Linked DNA regions of Homo sapiens: region 2 is linked to region 1. A link is an interaction called in ENCODE POLR2A ChIA-PET data of the cell type or tissue named here. Cell type or tissue: Panc1. All regions are shown on one strand. Each heading gives the region's core, and the rest is flanking DNA. Links, peaks and the distances in the headings are about the cores only.

Evidence for each region. Peaks named below come from ENCODE experiments on the same cell type or tissue, not always from the same donor. Only the 100,000 strongest peaks of a DNase experiment are listed, where the experiment ranks them.
Region 2: POLR2A ChIA-PET joins it to region 1 with 14 read pairs; 3 of 35 experiments call an interaction of 5 or more read pairs at or near these places.

The regions. Positions count from the first base shown.
Region 1 is chr6:134,474,569-134,484,909 of GRCh38, forward strand. It overlaps CT69 (cancer/testis associated transcript 69), which reads right to left and starts at 4,329. Exons shown (of 5, transcript NR_125852.1): 1 at 3,635-4,329; 2 at 548-657. The region is part of intron 2 of LINC01010 (long intergenic non-protein coding RNA 1010); the gene reads left to right. In Panc1, for the core only: no CTCF peak of the experiment used is centred there; no DNase peak of the experiment used is centred there.
Region 2 is chr6:134,848,775-134,859,115 of GRCh38, forward strand. The region is part of intron 2 of LOC101928277 (a long non-coding RNA gene); the gene reads right to left. Among named protein-coding and RNA genes, the nearest start is that of ALDH8A1, 96 kb to the right of the region's middle. RefSeq lists an enhancer at 2,036-2,569. In Panc1, for the core only: CTCF peaks have their summits at 6,132 and 6,337; a DNase peak (open chromatin) is centred at 4,637.

The DNA of each region.
Region 1 (10,341 bases), core at 1,288-9,287:
AGGCTGATTGGGGCTGCAGTCTCTTAATTAGCCAGAGCTATTACTTTTACTGATTTGAATATCTTCAGATGGCCAAGCCCTTTTCTATTTGCTCTGTTCTTAAGTGCAAAGCCCCACATTACCCATTGTTTTAGAACTGCTTACTCCATGCATTTTACCCTCACATAAGAGTCTGCCACCTTTGGTATAGAATGAACAAGAGGCGGGAAATGTTAAAGGATTTAAATATGATTGAAAATGACTTTCCTGGAAGGTCAATCACAGTTTAAGTGGAGCTACTTTTTCTTTCACTAATGAGCTGTTTCATCCCTTGTAACTAGCATTATTTTGTCTTTGCGGTTTCCAATGGGTGTCCGCTATGTGCTATTTGGAAAGGAAAGAGAAGAAGAAATTAGGAAATTGGGTCGTGATGGGTCGGCTTCGTTATCTTGGCAGCATTTTACCAAGAAATCAGTTTTGTTTAGTCCTGGACAGGGTAGGCCATGCTGTGGTAACAAATCAACCCTGAAATTTCTGTAGCTCAGCAAGCAGTTTATTTATTGCTCACCCAGAGATGGATGGAGGCTGGCAGGGATTCGCCTTCATCCTGTGATTCAGCAATGCAGGCTCCTCCACCCGTGGTAGCGCCGTGTCAATACGTAGCTTCTCAGGTCACTGCTAGAGGGGAAGAGAAGAATGGAAAGTTGCACCAGCTCTTAACAGCCTCAACTCAGAGATGACACGTGTCTCTTCTGCTCCCAATCCCTCAGCCAGAATTAGTAATGTGGGCTGCTGAAAAATGTCAGGAGTGCATGGATATTTGGAGAGTGCTGTTTCTGCCACCTTATTTCATACCAAACCACAGAAACAAAATTGGTGACTCTTCTTAGTAAATTAGAACAGAGTATCAAAAGGATTATTAGGATCAGAGCATCTGGAATGACCAATGAGTCCATTAAGTCAGGAGAATTAGAACAGAACCATTATGAGGAATCATAATGGTCAGAATGGGAACAAACTGACCAAAGGGCTTACTGGATGAAGCTAACCAGATAGAGTGAGACCAGAGAGAAGAAGTGGCCCAGGAAGTCATAACCTCCTGTTCCTGACTTGGACTTTCTGTAAGTGTGATTCCCAACCTGGTTACTCATCAGAATCATACAAGGAACATTAGAAAAGGTAGGGTTTTAGCCTCATCTGAGGCCTATTGAATCAAAATCTCCTGAAGAATATAATATTCATATCATATATATACTATATGTATATATATATACTATATATATACTATATGTATATATATATACTATATATATACTATATGTATATATATATACTATATATATACTATATGTGTATATATATACTATATATATACTATATGTGTATATATATACTATATATATACTATATGTGTATATATATACTATATATACTATATGTATATATATACATATATATGTATAGATGTATATATACATATATATGTATATATATATGTGTATATATATATATATATACTTTAAGTCTTTAAGTTCTGGGGTACATGTGCAGAACGTGCAGGTTTGTTACATAGGTATGCACGTGCCATGGTGGTTTGCTGCAGCCATCAACCCTGTCATCTACATTAGTTATTTCTCCTAATGTCTTCCCTCCCCCAGCCCCCAACCCGCCGACAGGCTTCAGTGTGTGATGCCCCTACCCCGTGTCCATGTATTCTCATTGTTCAACTCCCACTTATGAGTGAGGACATGTGGTGTTTGGTTTTCTGTTCTTATGTTAGTTTGCTGAGAATGACGGTTTCCAGCTTCATCCATGTCCCTGCAGAGGGACATGGCTGCATAGTATTCCAAAAGCCCTTCCTCATTATTCTGATGCAGGCACTGGTCTGTAGGGTTTGAAAAGCATTGCTTAGAGGACAAGGAGGTAGAAGGTGTCCTTAGGATGAGATGCTAATGAGGGAGTGAACCTTAGAAAGGTGGAAAGACTCACACCAGTGGTCCCATGGTTGGGTGATGGTTAACATCACAAAGAGAAGTAAATTCCAGACCTGCATCATAGTACCCTGAGTAGAACTACCTCAACAATCTATCTGGTCAGATACTTAGTACCTAGATGTGGAGACCATATCTCACAGTTCTGTCAGGCAGGAGCAGTCCAAACACTTTGATTATCAGCTGTCTCTTGCTCGGGAAATTACTAGGTACCAACACTGTTATATATGCAGAGGTGTCTGAAAAATGAATGCAGATCAATTTCCAGTTCCACACAGAGCACATCTGTAAAATATGACCTTTGGATAATGGCTGGAGTGTTTACCTGCAGTATTCGTTTTTGCATGTGGCTTTCCCTAGATATGTCAGGATACAGCAGGACCAAAACCTAGGTAAGAACTAAAGTAGTAGGTAAATATTGGATCCTAAATTAAGAGTGGAGGGCAAAGCTTGGGGTGATGTCAAAGTCAATTAATGGATATTCAAATATAAAGTTACATAGCTGAGTAACAAACGCACTATATCAGAGTTGTGAAATGGAAATCAAAACCAAACTGAGCTGGACGTGGTGGCATGCACCTTGAGTCCCAGCTACTTAGGAGACTGAGGTGGGAGGACTGCTTGAGCCTAGGAGGTCGAGGCATCAGTGAGCTATGATCAAGCCACTGCACTAGGCTGGGAGCAGTGGCTCATGCCTGTAATCCCAGCACTTTAGGAGGCCGAGGCAGATGGATCACCTGAGGTCAGGAATTCGAGACCAGCCTGGCCAAAATGATTAAACTCCATCCCTACAAAAATAAGCTGTGTGTGCTTAATAAGCTGGTGGGCATCTGTAATCCCAGCTACTTGGGAGGCTGAGGCAGGAGAATTGTTTGAACCCGAGAGTCAGAGGTTGCAGTGAGCCAAGTTCGTGCCATTGCACTCCAGCCTGAGTGACAAGAGCGAAACTCCGTCTAAAAACAAAAAAAAAGCCACTGCACTCCAGCCTGGGTGACAAAGTGAGACCCTGTCTTTTTTTTGTTTTTTTGAGACGGAATCTCACTCTGTCACCCAGGCTGGAGTGCAGTGGTGCGATCTTGGCGCACTGCAACCTCCACCTCCTGGATTCAAGCGATTCTCCTGCCTCAGCCTCCTGAATAGCTGGGATTACAGGTGCTCACCACCACGCCCGGCTAATTTTTGTATTTTTAGTAGAAATGGGGTTTCACCATGTTGGCTGGGCTGGTCTGAAACTCCCTACCTCAAATGACCTGCCTGCCTCAGCCTCCCAAAGTGCTGGTATTACAGCCATGAGCCATCACGCCTGGCCTGAGACCCTGTCTTTTAAAACAAAAACAAAAACAAAAAACAAAAATTGAGCAAAGACAAATGAATTATCTGGAATAATGAACTCCAGGAGGAAACATGAACATCTGACTAAATTCTAGTTGAAGTCCTGCTGGTTTGCAGTTGCTTTGACATCACTAGCACATGCCTTCCTACTCCATAATTTTAAAGATACTGCTTGAAGCACAACTGACTGTAGAATGTGCTCTCTTTGTCTTACGGTTTTCTCTGAAAGACCTTGCTTTATACAACTGCTGTTTGTTGTAGCCACAGTCATGCTTCATTCAGACAACAGCAGTGGGTTTTCAAAGTGATTCATCTGTTTTCCTTGTACTTACCCTCTTATTTGCTTCAGGGTCCTGCATGTGGCTGGCTGGCCGAGCTTTAAGAGTAGGGTTTGGGTAATATCTGCTTCTGAGCCATGTTTCAGGACTGTGGATATTTTTAAGCTAAAGGGGAGAAGTCCAATGGAAGACATGCAGGGAGCTTTTCATCTACTTGAAGGAACAGACTTGCTCTGTATTGCTCCAAAGAGGCCAATATTTTGAAATTCCAATGAGGTAGGCTCAAAATGAAACATCCTGAACATCTGAGCTGTCCAACAATGATGCCGGCTTCTGGGGCATTACTCAGCTACTTGTGCTCCACCGAGTTCTTTTCTTTTTCTTTTTCTTTTCTTTTCTTTTTTTTTTTCTGACACGGAGTCTTGTTCTGTCGCCCAGGCTGGAGGGCAGTGGTGTGATCTCGGCTCACTGCAACCTCCGCCTTCCAGGTTCAAGAGATTCTTCTGCCTCAGCCTCCAGAGTAGGTGGGATTACAGGCGCTCGCCACCATGCCTGGCTAATTTTTATATTTTCAGTAGAGACAAGGTTTGGCCATGTTGGCCAGGCTGGTCTCAAACTTCTCACCTCAGGTGTTCTGCCTGCCTCGTCCTCCCAAAGTGCTGGGATTACAGGCTTGAGCCACAGCGCCCAGTTGAGTTCTGAATGTTGAGGCTCCTCAGATTTCAGTTTGGACCTCTCTTCTCTTTTACACACTTTTTCTTCAGCACCTCATCAAGCTCTGTTGCTTTAAATGCCATGTATATGTCATAATGAAACCATTGTTTTCTCCAGTCAAATCTCTCTTGCCTTATATATTCAACTACCTCCATGACCTTCCACTTGAATGTTTCATGAGCATCTTGAACTTAACACAGGAAAAATAGAACCCTTGATTTCTTCTTCATCCTCTTCTGCCCCAAAGTCTTATTTTCCTCCAACCTGCCCTAGATTAGTCAATGGCACCAACACCTACCTGTCACTTAGCCCCAAACTTCTGCTTCTCTCTGCCTGTCACACTCAAACCACCTCAAGCCAATCACCTCCAGACTTGAACAAGGAACACAAGTGTCTCACTCATTGAGTTCCCTCAAACCACTGGCACACAGTCAATTCCACCTAAATATTTGGTGAATGAATGAATGATGTAGAATGATCATCTGAAAGAAATAATAATGGCCCTTCTAACTTAATGAGTCTCTACCATGTGATAGGTGCTTTAAATATATAATTCTATCCCTAATGACAACACTTCAAAGTAGGTAGGCAAGTTAAAAAGCTCACAGAACAGAGAGTTTTGTATGGTTTTGCTTTTAAGTTTTATTAAGTGCTTTGTATGATTTGTTTTTTTTTTTTTTTTTTTGAGACAGGGTCTCACTTTGTCACCCAGGCTGGAGTGCAGTGGTGCAATCACAGCTCATTGCAGCCTCAACCTCCGAGCTCAAGCGATCCTCTTGCCACAGCCGCCTGAGCAGCTGACACCATAGGCAGGGGCCACCATGCCTGGCTAAATTTTAAATTTTTTGTAGAGACAGGGTCTTACCATATTGCCCAGGCTGGCCTTGAACTCCTGGCCTCAAGTGATCCTCCTGCCTCAGCCTCCCAAAGTAGTAGGTAGGATTACAGGCATGACCACTGTGCCCGGTGTGTATGACATTTTTTATAGTATACATAGGCATAGTGCTAAGTGCTTTATATATATATAAAATCTCATTTAATTTTTACCAGCCACATACAGGGTAGCTTTTATGCACCATTTCGTTGATAAGAAAACTGAGGCTAGTAGAAATTAAGCAATTTGACTTAGCTAAAATAGCCAGGAAGTGATGGGACTGATATTTAAACCCTGGTCTATTTGGTTCCTACAGCTGTATATTTCCCCGCTATATGATAAAGCAATCTCTAACAAGGATACTACTGAAGGGATGCCAACATTTTACAAATTGTTGTAGTAGATGATCTTTTGGTTTCTTCAAATTGGAATTTTTATAGTTATATTGTGCAAACGGTCCTTTTCTCTATTTCTTTAGATTCACTTCATTAGACATCTCTACCATTTTAAAGAAAGTAAAAATAACTTTCCAAATTTCATAGAAAATCTAGAAATGCTCTAAACCCACACAAAAATTGCAACCGATGTGACAGTAAAGAGCTCCTTCCAGCCGGGCATAGTGGCTCACGCCTGTAATCCCAGCAATTTGGGAGGCTGAGGCAGGCGGATCACTTGAGGCCAGGAGTTCGAGACCAGCCTGGCCAACATGGTGAAACCCTGTCTCTACTAAAAATACAAAAATTAGCCAGGTATGCTGATGCACGCTTATAATCTCAGCTACTCAGGAGGTTGATACAGGAGAATCGCTTGAACCCAGGAGCCGGAGGTTGCAGTGAGCAGAGATAGTGCCACTGTACTCCAGCAGCCTGGGTGACAAAGCAAGGCTCTGTAAAAAATAAAATAAAACAAAAATAAATTTAAAAAACACCTTCTTTTATTCTTTTCTGTATGCTTTGGCACAAGTCAAACTAGAATTCATATCTTCTTAATACCTAAACTAAGTTAACCAGCCTGGCAATGGTTCCCAAAGCCATGCCAGCAATTACACAGTGCAGGATGTCACCCCTGGGCTGACTCACCACACAGAAGACCTAGTAACTTGAGGAGTATTGTTCTCAAAGATCCAAATTTGCTGAAATCTATTCTAAGTACTCCTGAATTAAAAAAAGATCGTATTACAATTAGTGTACCTTTAAAAAAAGAAATTCCCTGTCTATCTGTATATAGCTCCTCTGATTCCTGAGTTCTACTCCTTATAGTTATACAATTATGTGGAAATTATTTCATGTTAACTTCTGTATTCCAACATCATTTTTAAGAAGGAGGTTAGTAAAGGTGCCCACTAGACAAACTTCTGCAATAGGAAAAGAGCACTGGGATAGACAAGTAAAACAACAGAATAGAAGCAACGGGAAACAATGTCCATAAGCAATTCAAGCTGGGAGTGATAAGCCTACCTGTGAAGTCAGGAGATGAAGTTTGAGGAAGAAGCAACAAGAAACATTGATTCCTCTCTACCTATTGCAAATGGTCTTGGGGCTCCTAAGCATAAATGTTACTTTTCCCTGCAGTGAGCCTGTATGAAGCTCTCAGATAATCACTTCAAATTGCTCTTTCAATTCACAAGCCTGCAGCATTCTGAAATATTTCCAGACATTATTTGCACCTATATAAGGATAGCAGATACTTATCCAGTGCCTACCTGGTGCTATTGTAGGTCGATTTGGGATTTGATTCAAGGATTCTGGCTCCATACTCTGCTCTATCCACTACACTGAACTGCCTCTCCATGAGAAACTATTTTAATAAGTCCCCCAGTTAGAAGAACTCATCCATCTGCAACTCACACTGGTGCGAAAGTTGAGCAGCAAATCAGATCAGGAAGTGCCATCTCCACCACCAACAAGGGGCCCTAGAGTCACCAGCACCAGTCCCTGCCTAACTGAAACCTAGAACTTGAGAAAGAAATTCACAGATATGGCTCATTGCAAGGGTGAAGGGAGGATGGTAGGAAGAGTGAGACGTCAGAGCTCTTTTTGAGTGGGGGGAGGAAGGCCGCCCCCATGCCTGGGAGGTGGATGGAACTGTAGAAGAGGAATCTTGAGATGGGTAGAGTTCAAATGGGTGAGAGCTTTAACTTACCCTCTCCTAGTTTAGGAAGTGCTCCTAAACGTGTCCCCAGTTTCCAAAATAGGGATAGTTGCTTTGAGCTGCTGACTGGTGGTTTTGCTTTGTGGACATGGAGAGGAGAGGATGGCCAGGAAAGGGAGATTCTTCCCACCCCTTTGCTTCCGTGGTTCCCATGCACCTATAGGGTGGACTAAGACTCCGTACCTGGAAGATGTTTCAATCGTGAGAGAAGGGCAGGTAAAAGGAAGAGCACAGACCAGAATGACGTAACATTCTGCCTGCACCCACAGGTCAGAGCAGCTTTCTGTGAACTTGAATGTGATTGTGAGTCACCTGGGGATCTTGTTAAAATGCAGATTCTGGTTCAGCATATCTGGGGTAGGGCCTGACACTCTGCATTTTTAACAAGCTCCCTGGTGCGGCTGATCCTAGGGTCTATGTATAGACCATGCTTTCAGTAGCAAGGAGTTAGAGGACACGCCAGCTGGAAGGCAGAGGGATCTTATACACCTGGGTTAGGCATATATTTTCATTACTGTTTGCTGCATATTCCTGAGAGGACAGAATGTGGGGTGACTGTCCTTCAGTCTTTGATCTCCCCGCTGCACAGTTTGAATTAAGGCAGATAGCACTTTCATCTGGCCCTAGGGGCATCTGTCGGGGCCCTGGGACAGTTACCTGTACTTTTTGTCAACATTAATGCTGTCCTCCATTTCTGTGAATTGTGGAGAATATGGTCTTTTAAAGGATGCTAGAGGCAAAGCTAAAAGGACAATGCTAGAACTAGTCATTTTTTTTTTTTTTTGTCTCATTGCCCCAGAAGGTCAGGAAACTTGAGCAACAGTGTGAACAAGTCCACAGCTCCAGTTTCCCCAGGGCTACCAGGGGAAACACTCGAGGCTGTTCACCCTTAGCTAGCTTAAGCTCTGGTGAGGGGAATCATGTATGAATTTCACCTCCTTAAAACATCAGTGAAGGCGGTCGTTATTTGGATCGTCCAAACTGTTTCCATGAGGAATGGAATGGAATCAGGAAACCTAAATTTAGATTAGGTGCAATGAAACTGTCTTCCTGAGACAGAAAAAGTAATTATAGAAAGGCATTTCAAAGAAAAGTCTTGCTAATGTTTCTCGGGACCTTCCTCAGGGACAGATTACGGGGAGTGGAACCTGCCTGGATAGCCCATTACTTTTTTTTCCCAAGGCAGCCCCATGACCTGCTAGCTACCACAGGGAGCCAAGACAATGAGTGGAATCAGGCCGTGCGTGGGGCCAAGATAAACTGTGCTAATGTCCTGACCGTTCTGGATGGCTTAAGGCCTGGCTGCCGCCTCTGTGAGCACTGACGCCCTATACTCTGCCCCGTCTTCCTGGCCAGATAAGTCTCTCCCACATGTGACCACCCCCAAGACCACAACTAGCAAGACAGAAGCCATGCGTTATTTTACTAAATAACAACATTCTTGGAAAATTTCCCATATCTTATTTTCCCTTCAAAAAAATTTTTTGAACATGGCTCAAAACTCAAAACTGGCCAGGTGCAGTGGCTCACGCCTGTAATCCCAACACTTTGGGAGGCCAAGGTGGACAGATCACCTGAGGTCAGGAGTTGGAGACCAGCCTGATTAACATGGGAAAACCCTGTCTCTGCTACTAAAAATACAAAAATTAGCTGGGCATGGTGGCATGGTGGCATGGTGGTGCACACCTGTAATCCCAGCTACACAGTAGGCTGAGGCAAGAGAATCACTTGAACCCAGGAAGTGGAGGTTGCAGTGGGCTGAGATTGCACCACTGTACTCCAACCTGGGTAACAGAGTAAGACTCTGTCTTAAAAAAAAAAAGAAAAAAAGAAAAATCAAAACTCTCTAAGGCCGGGCGTGGTGGCTCACGCCTGTAATCTCAGCACTTTGGGAGGCCGAGGCAGGAGGATCACTTAAGGTCATGAGTTCAAGACCAGCCTGGCCAACATAATGAAACCCCATCTCTACTAAAAATACAAAAATTAGCTGGCTGTGGTGGCATGCACCTATAGTCTAAGCTACTCGGGAGGCTGAGACAGGAGAGTCGTTTGAACCCTGGAGGTGGAGGTTGCAGTGAGCTGAAATCATGCCACTGCACTCTAGTCTGGGCAACAGAGCAAGACTCTAAAAAAAAATAATAAAAATAAAAATCTGTCTAAGAAGGTACACTGGGACATTTTGCCCTTCTCTGTTCTATCCACCAAATTCCTCCTTTGCCCACTCTACATTATTATTTGAGTTTCTGTTTATCTTTACACTATTTTGTTATACACATATGAATATTCTTCTATTTCTCTCTTATACAAAAGATATGGTTTTTCTGTTCCACACCTTGCCTTTCTTTTCACTTAATATATCATAGAGCTTTCTCCATGTCCATATGTGACATCCTTCTCACTCTTTTTGACAGCTGCAGATTATTCTAATACCTGAATGTATTAGATTTTATGCAACCAGTCTCCTAGTTGTTGGACTCTTGAGTAGTTTTCAGTCTCTTTTATTGCAAACAATGCTGCCAGAAGCATCCTTTTTCATGTGCTATTTTTTATGTGTACAGGTGTAACTAATGGCTAGATACTGAGACATGATGTTGGGGGATTAAAGGGTAAATGCATCTGTAATGTTGATAGCTATTGCCAGTCTCTCTTCCTGGAACGTTGTAGCATTTTATTCCCCCACCAATAAATGTTTGAGGGTACCTGTTCCTACACAGCCTTGCCCAAGGAAGTGTATCACACTTCTGGATTTTGCCAATCCAGCAGATGACAAGTGTTTTCTTAGTGTGGTTTTAATATTTGATTTCTTTTTTTTTCTTTTTTCTTTTTTCTTTTTTTCTTTTTTTTTTTTTTGAGACAGGGTCTCTCTCTGTTGCCCAGGCTGGAGTGCAGTGGCACTGTCTTGGCTCACTGCAAACTCAACCTCCCAGGTTCAAATGATTCTCATGCCTCAGCCTCCCCAGTAGCTGAGATTACAGGCCTTGTATGTGTGCCACCATGGCCAGCTAATTTTTGTATTTTTAGT
Region 2 (10,341 bases), core at 963-8,962, 370 kb after region 1:
TGGAGCAGCTAAGACATGAATTCCTTGTGTGATGTTGAACAAACCCCTCTCACTCTTCTGATTTCCCCATAGGTCAAATGGGGACTATATTATAATCAAATGACGTCGTGAATGGAACACACTCTGAAGAGTACAAGGATTGGCACAAATAAATGTCTGACTTACTGTTGCCATTTTAATTGTTCATTTATCAGACTGAAGTATCTAGATTTAAGATAAATCGCAGGTATAATGAAGGCCTTAATGCCCACCTTAAGTGTTTTGTACTTGCTGGGCCATTTAAACTTCACAACGACACTCTGAGGTAGGTGTTGTGATTGTCACCATTTTACACCTCTTTTTTTTTTTTTTTTTTTTTTTGAGATGGAGTCTCTCTCTCTGTTGCCTAGGCTGGAAGGCAATAGTGTGATCTCGGCTCACTGCAACCTCCACCTTCAGGTTCAAGCAATTCTCCTGCCTCAGCCTCCCAAGTAGCTGGGATTACAGGTGTACACCACCATGCCCGGCCAATTTTTGTATTTTTAGTACAGATAGGGTTTCACCATGTTAGCCAGGCTGGTCTTGAACTCCTGACCTCAAGTGATCCACCTGCCTCGGCCTCCCAAAGTGCTGGGATTACAGCAGGCATGAGCCACCGCCCCCAGCCCACACTTCCACTTTCTAATGGAAGCAAGGAGAGTCTAAATAAACCTGCCCAAGGGTATACGGGTGATGAGTAGCCACACAGGGCTTCAAACCCATGCAATGGGTTTGTGCTAGTCCTTGTACTCTTCTTACCCAGTACCCTATCTCACCTCTCAGTTCACATGGCTTAGAGCACCAGGTGCCAAGCATGTACCTATGTTTCACTTGTTGGGGGGGAGGGGGGAGGGAGGAAAGAAAGAAGAAGGGAAATCTAAGGATAAATTAGAAGACTGGACGTTATATATTTTGAAGTATTCAACAAAATAGAAAGTAGCTAGAGCATTATTTCTATGCATTATTGACTTAAAGTGAAGGTCATTTTAAAGATCTTCAAAGTGACTCATTTTTCTTGCACCCAGAGATCAGATGTCTGATTTTAAAGCATAAAACAATTTGCAAAATTGCTTTAGTCTATTTCTTACAGAGGACCTAAATTGGATGGTATTTTGTGCTCATAATAACCTTTAAGGTCAGCATGCATTGAGACAGCTGCCAATATTGCATCAGAAGTGAGTGCCAAGCTTGTTTGTCCCTCCCACCCACTGGAAGTTCTCCTGGAGAGGTAGAGGCTTATGGGTACAGACCAATCTGCAGTGAGAAACACCTGTGTGCCCCAGCTCTGAACAAATAGGGTGAATTGACATTGACGTCAGCCACTGTGATGGCACAACAGTTAGGTGGGCTAATCTGTTTGTGCAAATGACCTTTGCTGCAGACGAAGCCCATGCCAACACTCAAGACTGGGTCACCTTAAGCTCCCACATTCATGTGAACTCTCTGATGGTCTTTTCAGTATCCTGCCTGCAGTGACCTTGCTGGAATCCAGAAGGGGTGCTGCGCTGCAGGCCAGAGGCAGACCTGGGAGCCAGACTGCCAGGTGAGGCGCCTGACTCTGCCATGCTCCTGCTGTGTTGCATTGAATGAGTCACAGGACTGTTCTGTGCCTTGGTCCCCTCATCTGTAAAATGGGAGTAGTGATAGTATCCACCTCAGGGGCTGCTGTGAGGGTTAAATGGGTGAGCACAGGTCAGGCTCTTAGAACAGTGATTGGTACACAATAAACACGAGCTGCCACGATTGTCATCCAGAGCATTGCAGAGCCGTCACTTTTCACCCGTTCTCATCTTAAGATGGCACAACTATATATTAATTTTTTAGAGATATAATTCACAAAGCATGAAATTCACCATCTAAAAGTAAACAGCTCATTGTTTTTTGCATATTTTCTATATTGTGCAACCCCACCACTATCTAATTCAGGATGTTCCATATGACCCCAAAAAGAAGCCCTACCCGATAGAAGTCACTCCCTACCCCTTCCGCCGTCCCCTCTCACCCATGAGTCTGCTTTCTGTCCCTGTGGATTTGCCTATTTGGGACACTTCATATACATGGAATCATACAAATATGTGGCCTTTTGTGAGGATGACACAACCATAAAAGAACGCTTTACACTTTGGAAGCAAAATAATAGGATCCCTCCACCCCTTCCCTGCAAAATAATAAAGCATCAGCTGCATCTGCTTGTGGTAACAGCCTCTCAGTGGGCTGACAGGAGGAGGCTCAGCTTGATTCGGGTTTTGAAACATGTTAGGCTTTGAAGTTCATTTTCCATCCCACGTAACACAACAGAGATGCAGAGCAGCAGGCCTATTGTTCCAGCCTCCCCCTTCCGCATTTTCCACAAAGGTCGGCAGAGTACCCTGACGACTAAGTCTCATTACTGACTACGAATCTTCCCTGCTAGGGGACTCCCTCCTTCAGACCTGACCTATAGAAGGAGACTTACGGTAGAAGCTTCATGAAATGATAAACTCTTTGTAAAACTCATAACAGGCCCAGTTAAGAATCCCCATGGGCTTAAATCACATGAGCAGTGGTTCTTTAATTATTTTGTATTTTTAGTAGAGACAGGGTTTCATCAAATTGGCCAGGCTGGTCTTAAACTCCTGGCCTCAAGTGATCCACCCACCTCGGCCTCCCAAAGTGCTGGAATCACAGTCGTGAGCCACCGTGCCCAGCCAGTAGTTCTTGCTTTAAAATATCCTGGAGTCATCTCTTAGCCTGAGAGATGCTATTTAATTGCTTATAAGGGGGTAAACCTCAATATTGCACTTAGAAACAAATAATGCAGAATAAAAGACATCTCAAACTCATTCTCAATTTGGAAGAAAACAAAAGTATGTTGTATTGGTTTCTCAAATCCCTGAGATCTTGTGGAGAATCGCAGCATGGAAGGGAGGAGGTTATAGCCAGAAGTAGGGTAACATGACCAGCCGTGAGTTAACAGAAGGCAGGCGGTGTCAACCTCTGGACCTTCAGGACACTTCCCACAAGCAGCCAATGAGCCATGGTGCGCTGATGGGGAACAGCCCGCCCATCTCGGTGACACAATTAGGGGTCTAGTTTCAGAAAAGCCTATTGAAGATATATGTTCATGGAAACCATGCTAAAATAAATTTATATTTTGTAGCTGAGACTTCTGGGCACCTGAATATAATTCACTGTGAATATTTGTTTCACTATGATGTTTTTTTGCATTGCCCAAACATGAGACTACATAATTTTGTTCAGGCAGTGTGGTAAAAAGACTGATACACTGGGACCCAAAACACCTCAAGCAAATCTTGACTCATTCATTCAATGTCCTTGTGACTTTAGACAACTACTCTTATTTGTCCTGAACTTCTTCAAATGTAAAACAACGACAATCCCCCAGACTCCTCCGGCTCTAAGAATTTACCAGAATTTCTCTGACTGATGAATTTATGTGAGAATGTAGCATCAAAATCAAGCCTCTCTGGGATAAGCTCCCACACTCAGACTGAGGTCCAGGAAGGGAAAAGCAAGTGGTGACTTCTGGCCCACTGAGCTTCCGTTCATCAATAAGTGGTCTGAGAATTGAGTAAAAATTCCAGAAAGCCACTGGTCTTCAGTCAAGCAGAGACAGGATTAAATATGAAAAGTAAAGGTTGGGTGCAGTGGCTTACACCTGTAATCCCAGCACTTTGAAAGGCCAAGGTGGGCAGATCACTTGAGGTCAGGAGTTCAAGACCAGCCTGGCCAACATAGTGAAACCCCATGTCCACTAAAAATACAAAAAAATTAGCTGGGCGTGGTGGCACGCACCTGTAGTCCCAGCTACTCGGGAGGTTGAGGTAGGGGAATCCCTTGAACCAGGGAGGCAGAGGTTGCAGTGAGCCAAGATTGCACCACTGCACTTCAGCCTGGGCAACAGAGCGAGACTCTGTCTCTAAATGAATAAATACAGATACATATGAAAGTATTCTTTTATGTAGCAATAGAGATTAAAGAACAAAGGTGTACTTATCACCTTTTTTTTTTTTTTTTTTGGAGACAGTTTTGCTCTTGTCACCCAGGCTGGAGTACAATGGCACGATCTCGGCTCACTGCAACTTCCTTCTCCCAGGTTCAAGCAATTCTCCTGCCTCAACCTCCCGAGTAGCTGGGATTACAGGTGAAGTTTCACCATGTTGGGCGGACTGGTCTCGAACTCCTGACCTCAGGCAATCCACCCGCCTCCGCTTCCCAAAGTGCTGAGATTATAGGCGTCAACCACCGTGCCTGGCCCCTTCCTTTTTAATTGTCACAGGGGCAGAACATTCTATCATCTCTCCAGGAAAACCACCATGTTTCTGAAGGCATTAAGCTCCAAGCTGGCTAACAGTCAAGCCACAGGAAGGAGAAGGCAGAGCATGAAACATAAGCTGTGTGACTGGTACCTGAGTAAGAGCAAGCTAATTATAAAATGGACCTAGTGTTAGGTTCCACTTTTATGGGTCACTTGCTGCACTTCCATATTTGAGGGTCTAGGAAAGGTTGTGTTGTCACCCGAGTGGACTTTGCCTCTCATGCCAGTAGCTAAGAATTCCCTCTCCTTGCCCATGTGGTTTCTCTGATTACATGATTACTCAGGCTGACTGGGATTTCTTTATTCTAAATCAGCCCTCTTTATCAAAGGACCCAGTGATGATCTCTGGACATTCATTCTTTTATGGTACTGAGGCTGATAGCAGTGAGGTCACGTTCCAACCCAGCACAGTTTGAAAGGGACAAGAGGCCTACTGTACATACTGTACCTCCTCTTAAAGCTGGGTGTCACCTTGTTTTATCACCTCTCAAGCACTGAAACTTCAAAGCACACTGTAAAAGCTCAGAAACAGCTCTGTGAATCACAGAATATACATATAAACACGTTTAAACTACCTTTGGGATTAAATAAATGTAGCCTGCATTTCCAGTTGATACACAGTGACCCAGACCGATAGAACTCATGAATTAAAAACAAATGTTAATCCATTTCGGCTTCATTTCTATCCCCGAGATTTCCTAATGGTTTTGTTTCCCAATCCATTTGAACAAAACAAGATAGGTCAGCTTTCATTGTAGTCAGAATATTTTGCAGGAGCTGATGAAAAAATTATCATCATGAGGCAGATAAGAGCACACAGATGATGTCAAAACAAGGTCAAGCGAACTTGAAGTTAAGCAAACAGCTCTCAGTGGGCTGTTTTGGACATCCCTTCTCTTTACTTGTAAGAAATGTAACTTTTAATTTCTTAAGCATGCTCTTACTGCAAATGCTCAGAGATGAAAATCTCACCCCCTTCGCTTATGTTCATGAGCTTTTATCAGTTGGAGCATCCCAGGTGGACCGGGAGAAAATGCTGATCATTGCTACAATAAAGGAAACTTTAAAAAATTTTATTGATACATAATTTGTACATGTTTATGGGGTACATGTGTATTTTGAGGTATGTGTACAATGCATAATGATCAAATCAGGGTAATCAGGATAGCTATCACCTCAAACATTTATGATTTATTTGTACTGGGAACATTCCAAGTCTTCTAGTTATTTTGAAATATGCAATATATTGTTGTTAACTATAGTCACTCTATTGTACTATAGACTGCTAGAACTTATTCCTTCTATCTAACTGTATGTTTGTACCCATTAACCAACCTTTCTTCATTCCCATCTCTCCCATCACCCACCCCACACACACCCTTCCCAGCCTCTGGTAATAATCATTCTACTCTCTACACTATGCAATTAACATTTTTTAGCTCCTACACGAGTGAAAACATGTAATGCTTGCCTTTCTATGCCTGGCTTAACATAATGACCTGCAGTTCCATCCGTGTTGCTGCAAATGACAGGACTGCATTCTTTTCTATGGCTGAGTGCTATTCTATTGTGGATAGGTACCACATCTTCCTTATCTGTGTATCCACTGACGGACACTTAGGTTGATTCCATATTATGGCTATTGTGAATAGTGCTGCAATAAACATGGGGGTGCAGGTTTCCCTCTGACATACTGAGAGTTAGGGAAGCAATTCATCCAGGTCAGATGTCATTGAGCACCCACTGACACTCTGACACTCAATTTGCTGCCTTCAGGGAGGCTGTTGCTGCCACTTGGAGGCCAAAACACAAAGTTTCTCCTTGAATCCAGTAAGAACGAGGTTTATGGGTGGGTTATTATCATTTACACTGGTGATACTAAGAGCAGGTGGGGGAGTTTTACATAAACTGCTCTCCACTTTTCAAATAATTAGAGTGATCATTTTTTACTGAGTATCAGATGAGAATTGTCAACAATCCCATACTAAAGTTCAGTAGAGGAAATGTATTAAGCACCAAAGTGCCTTTTAATGTGGAATTCATGAATCTGCTATTCTCACTACTTAGAAATTCCTTAATCAGGATTTTCTCTCTTGGGGGAAAGAAGGCCTCTGTTAATGTTACTTGCAATCCCAGGAATGATTTATTTTAAGACTATTTAAAAGAAGCATGACATTTATAATTTGAAAGTAGGCTAAATACTTGCATGCAATTTTTTTTTTCTGCTGAGATCACAGATGCTGCCTTTTGTTTTTTTTTTTTTACAGCAAAGAATGCATTGAAAAATGGACAACCAATCAGACACCTAATACAAAATGGGACCTGATAGATCTATTTAGACCAGAATTTCCCATCCTTAGAACTCAGCTGGATAATTCTTTGTCGGGGGCTCTTCTGTACATTGTAGGCTATTTAGCAGCTTCCCTGCCTCTTCCCACTAGATCCCAGTAGCACTCCTGTATTAGTCCATTCTCACACTGCTATAAAGATACTACCGGAGACTGGGTAACTTATAAACAAAAGAGGTTTAATTGACTCACAGCCCTGTATGGCTGCAGAAGCCTCAGGAAACTTACAATCACGGTGAAAGCCAAAGGGGAAGAAAGGCACGTCTTACATGGTGGTAACAGAGAGAGTGAGCGAGGCAGGAATTGCCAAACACTTTTAAACCACTGGATCTCATGAGAACTCACTATCATGAGAACAGCAATCATGATCCATCACCTCCCACTAGGTCCCTCCCTCGGCACATAGGGATTACAGTTCCAGATGAGATTTGGGGCAGTGGGGGGAAAGAGCCAAACCATATCAACTCCCTTGACTGTAACGAGCAAAAATGCCCCCAGACGCCAAATATTTTCTAGGGGGCAAAACCATCCGATGACAACCACTGACTACATAAAGTTTTTGGGAGAGAAGAGGGGTTAGAAATACTATCAGCTGGCTGGGGTGGTGGCTCACACCTGCAATCCCAGCACTTTGGGAGGCCAAGGCAGGCGGATCACGAGGTCAAGAAATCAAGACCATCCTGACCAACGTGGTGGAAACCCGTCTCTACTAAAAATACAAAAATTAGCTCGGCATGGTGGCGCACACCTGTAGTCCCAGCTACTCAGGAAGCTGAGGCAGGAGAATTGCTTGAACCCAGGAGGTGGATGGTGCAGTGAGCCAAGATCGTCACTGCACTCCAGCCTGGCGACAGAGTGAGAACTCTGTCTGGAAAAAAAAAAATACAATCAGCCAGAGTATCTGAAATGGATTTCTAGTCATTAAAATAACATTTTAAATTATAGGAACAAAAAGATAGTGAGATTTGGCTAGAAAGTTAGGAGTTTCCAACCTAGGGTCTCTGTTAACACATCGCAACCTTATTTTGCAGGCTCCCAAAGGAGTAACTGACTTATGTAAAATAAAGAAATAAATTATTCTTTTTAAGATACAGTGTCTTCTAGATTAAACCATCAACTAAATAATAATCAAAACTAAATTTCAGACTAAATAATGTTAAAGCTGGTCCAAGTTTTGCTTTTTGAACATATTGCTGATAGAAATCAGAAAAATTGATTGGGCACTGTGGCTCATGCCTGTAATCCCAGCACTTTGGGAGGTCGAGGCAGGCGGATCACAAGGTCAGGAGTTCGAGACCAGCTTGGCCAATATTGTGAAACCCCATCTCTACTTAAAAAAAAAAAAATACAAAAATTAGCCAGGTATGGTGGTGCGTGCCTATAGTCCCAGCTACTTGGGAGGCTGAGGCAGGAGAATCACTTGAACCTGGGAGGCAGAGGTTACAGTGAGCTGAGATTGTGCCATTGCACTCCAGCCTGAGCAACAGAGCAAGACTGTCTCAAAAAAAAAAAAGAAATCAGAAAAATTAAAACATTAACTTCTTAGGTTTTCCCTCTAACCCCTTGAACTTGATGGCTAGTTTGGGCCTTTCTGAGTATATACCACTTGTAAAAATGTACAGCTGTGTTTCCTTTCGTGTTTTATAGATATAATAGATAAGATTATCTAGCCAAATGCTCTGGTAAATCAAATATCTCTATCAGTTTTCTCTCCTTCCCTCTCTCCTCACCCCTCAACACATGCATGCACAAATTTTCTGAGCTTTATTAAGCTGGTTTTTATTTTCTCTATAACTATTAATTTTAACCTGTGGTCATTTTTAAAAATCAGGAATCCCTTTCTTCAAACAATGTTTTATGTTGACTTACGTGAAATAATGAAATAAATTGTTCTTTTTAAGGTACACTGTCTTCTAGACTAAACCATGAACTAAATAATAATCAAATCTAAATTTCAGACTAAATAATGTTAAAGCTGGTCCAATTTTTGCTTTTTGATAGAAGCCCTGTTTTAGATAGAAGCCCAACTTGTGAAACAGGAGGATTCTTCCCCACCCCCAGAGGTATTCTTGAAGCAATTTGGAGCCACTGACATAGGAAAGGGAATTAAGCATGTTACTATAGACAACGTGAGGCATAATGATATAAACATTTTAAGGTTAAAATGATTACCTTTATATATAGCAGATTCTCAATTACCCTCAGGAAAAAAATGTATAGTTTTCAAAGACAGACATAGGCTAACATTATAAGGAGGAACAGCTCTCAGAGCTTTAAAAGAAAAACTATTGCAGTAAGAATGCTGTTTATTGGACACAGCTGCTCTTCCCTTTAGTTCAATTAGAAGTCCTCAGTGAATGTCAGTTCTCTACTGTGAGAAGCCACCTCTCAATTTAAAACCTCTCTGCAACTACATTGAATTCCCATGTTGCTGGCTCATGGCCCACCTTACCTGTTTCTCAGCAGCTTCTCCCTCCAAGACAGCACCACCTGTTCCATCAACCAGACCTCCACACTATGCTTTGGACATCTCTACAGATATTGCTCATGTCTGACGGGAATTCCCACCTCCTGGTCCCCATCAAGTCACTTGCTATGGGGTTTATTTTTTAATGTAGCCTCAAAACGTACCTGAAGTTTTTCCTGAGGATTTCTTACTGCCCCGCTTTAAGACCCCTTAGAATCTATATACTGAGTTGACCTAAATCATTGCCTTGCCTTTGAATTCTCTTCGAGGTGTTTCAGTGAGTAGTTTAATCACAGGATTATACCTAGATGACAAATTTCTCAAAGATAAAACCCTATTTTCCCCTTTATTCCCTATGTTGTGTTCATAAGATACACAATAACTTTTCAAACGCTTGCTAAAGTAGAATTGCGTGTATATATCTTAAAATAACAATGGTTATTATGCACCTAGATATAAGTAGGCCAGTCACGGAAATAACAGTTAATTCAGTTGGTAGAGTGTGATGATTAATATTATGTGTGTATTAGTCCATTCTCATGCTGCTATGAAGAAATACCTGAGACTGGGTGATTTATAAAGGAAAGAGGTTTAATTGACTCACAGTTCCGCAGGGCTGGGAGGCCTCAAGAAGTTTATAATCATGGCAGAAGGAGAAGCAAACATATCCTTCCTCACACGGTGGCAGCAAGGAGAAGTGCGGAGCAAAGTGAGGGGGGAAAGCCCCTTATAAAACCATCAGCTCTCGTGAGAACTCACTATCACGAGAGCAGCATGGAAGTAACCGCCCCCATGCTTCAATTACCTCCCACCAGGTCCCTCCCACAACATGTGGGGATTATGGGAACTACAATTCAAGATGAGATTTGGGTGGGGACACAGACAAACCATATCATTGTGTCAACCTGACAGGGCCACAGCGTGCCCAGATATTTGGGTGTTTCTGTAAGGATATTTTGGATGAGATTAACATTTAAATCAGTACACTGAGGCCAGGCGTGGTGGCTCACACCTGTAATCCTAGCATTTTGGGAGGCCTAGGAGGGTGGATCACCTGAGGTCAGAAGTTAAGACCAGCCTGGCCAACATGGTGAAACCCCATCTCTACTAAAAATACAAAAATTAGTCAGGTGTGGTGGTGCACGCCTATAGTCCCAGCTACTCGGGAGGCCAAGGATGGAGAATCACTT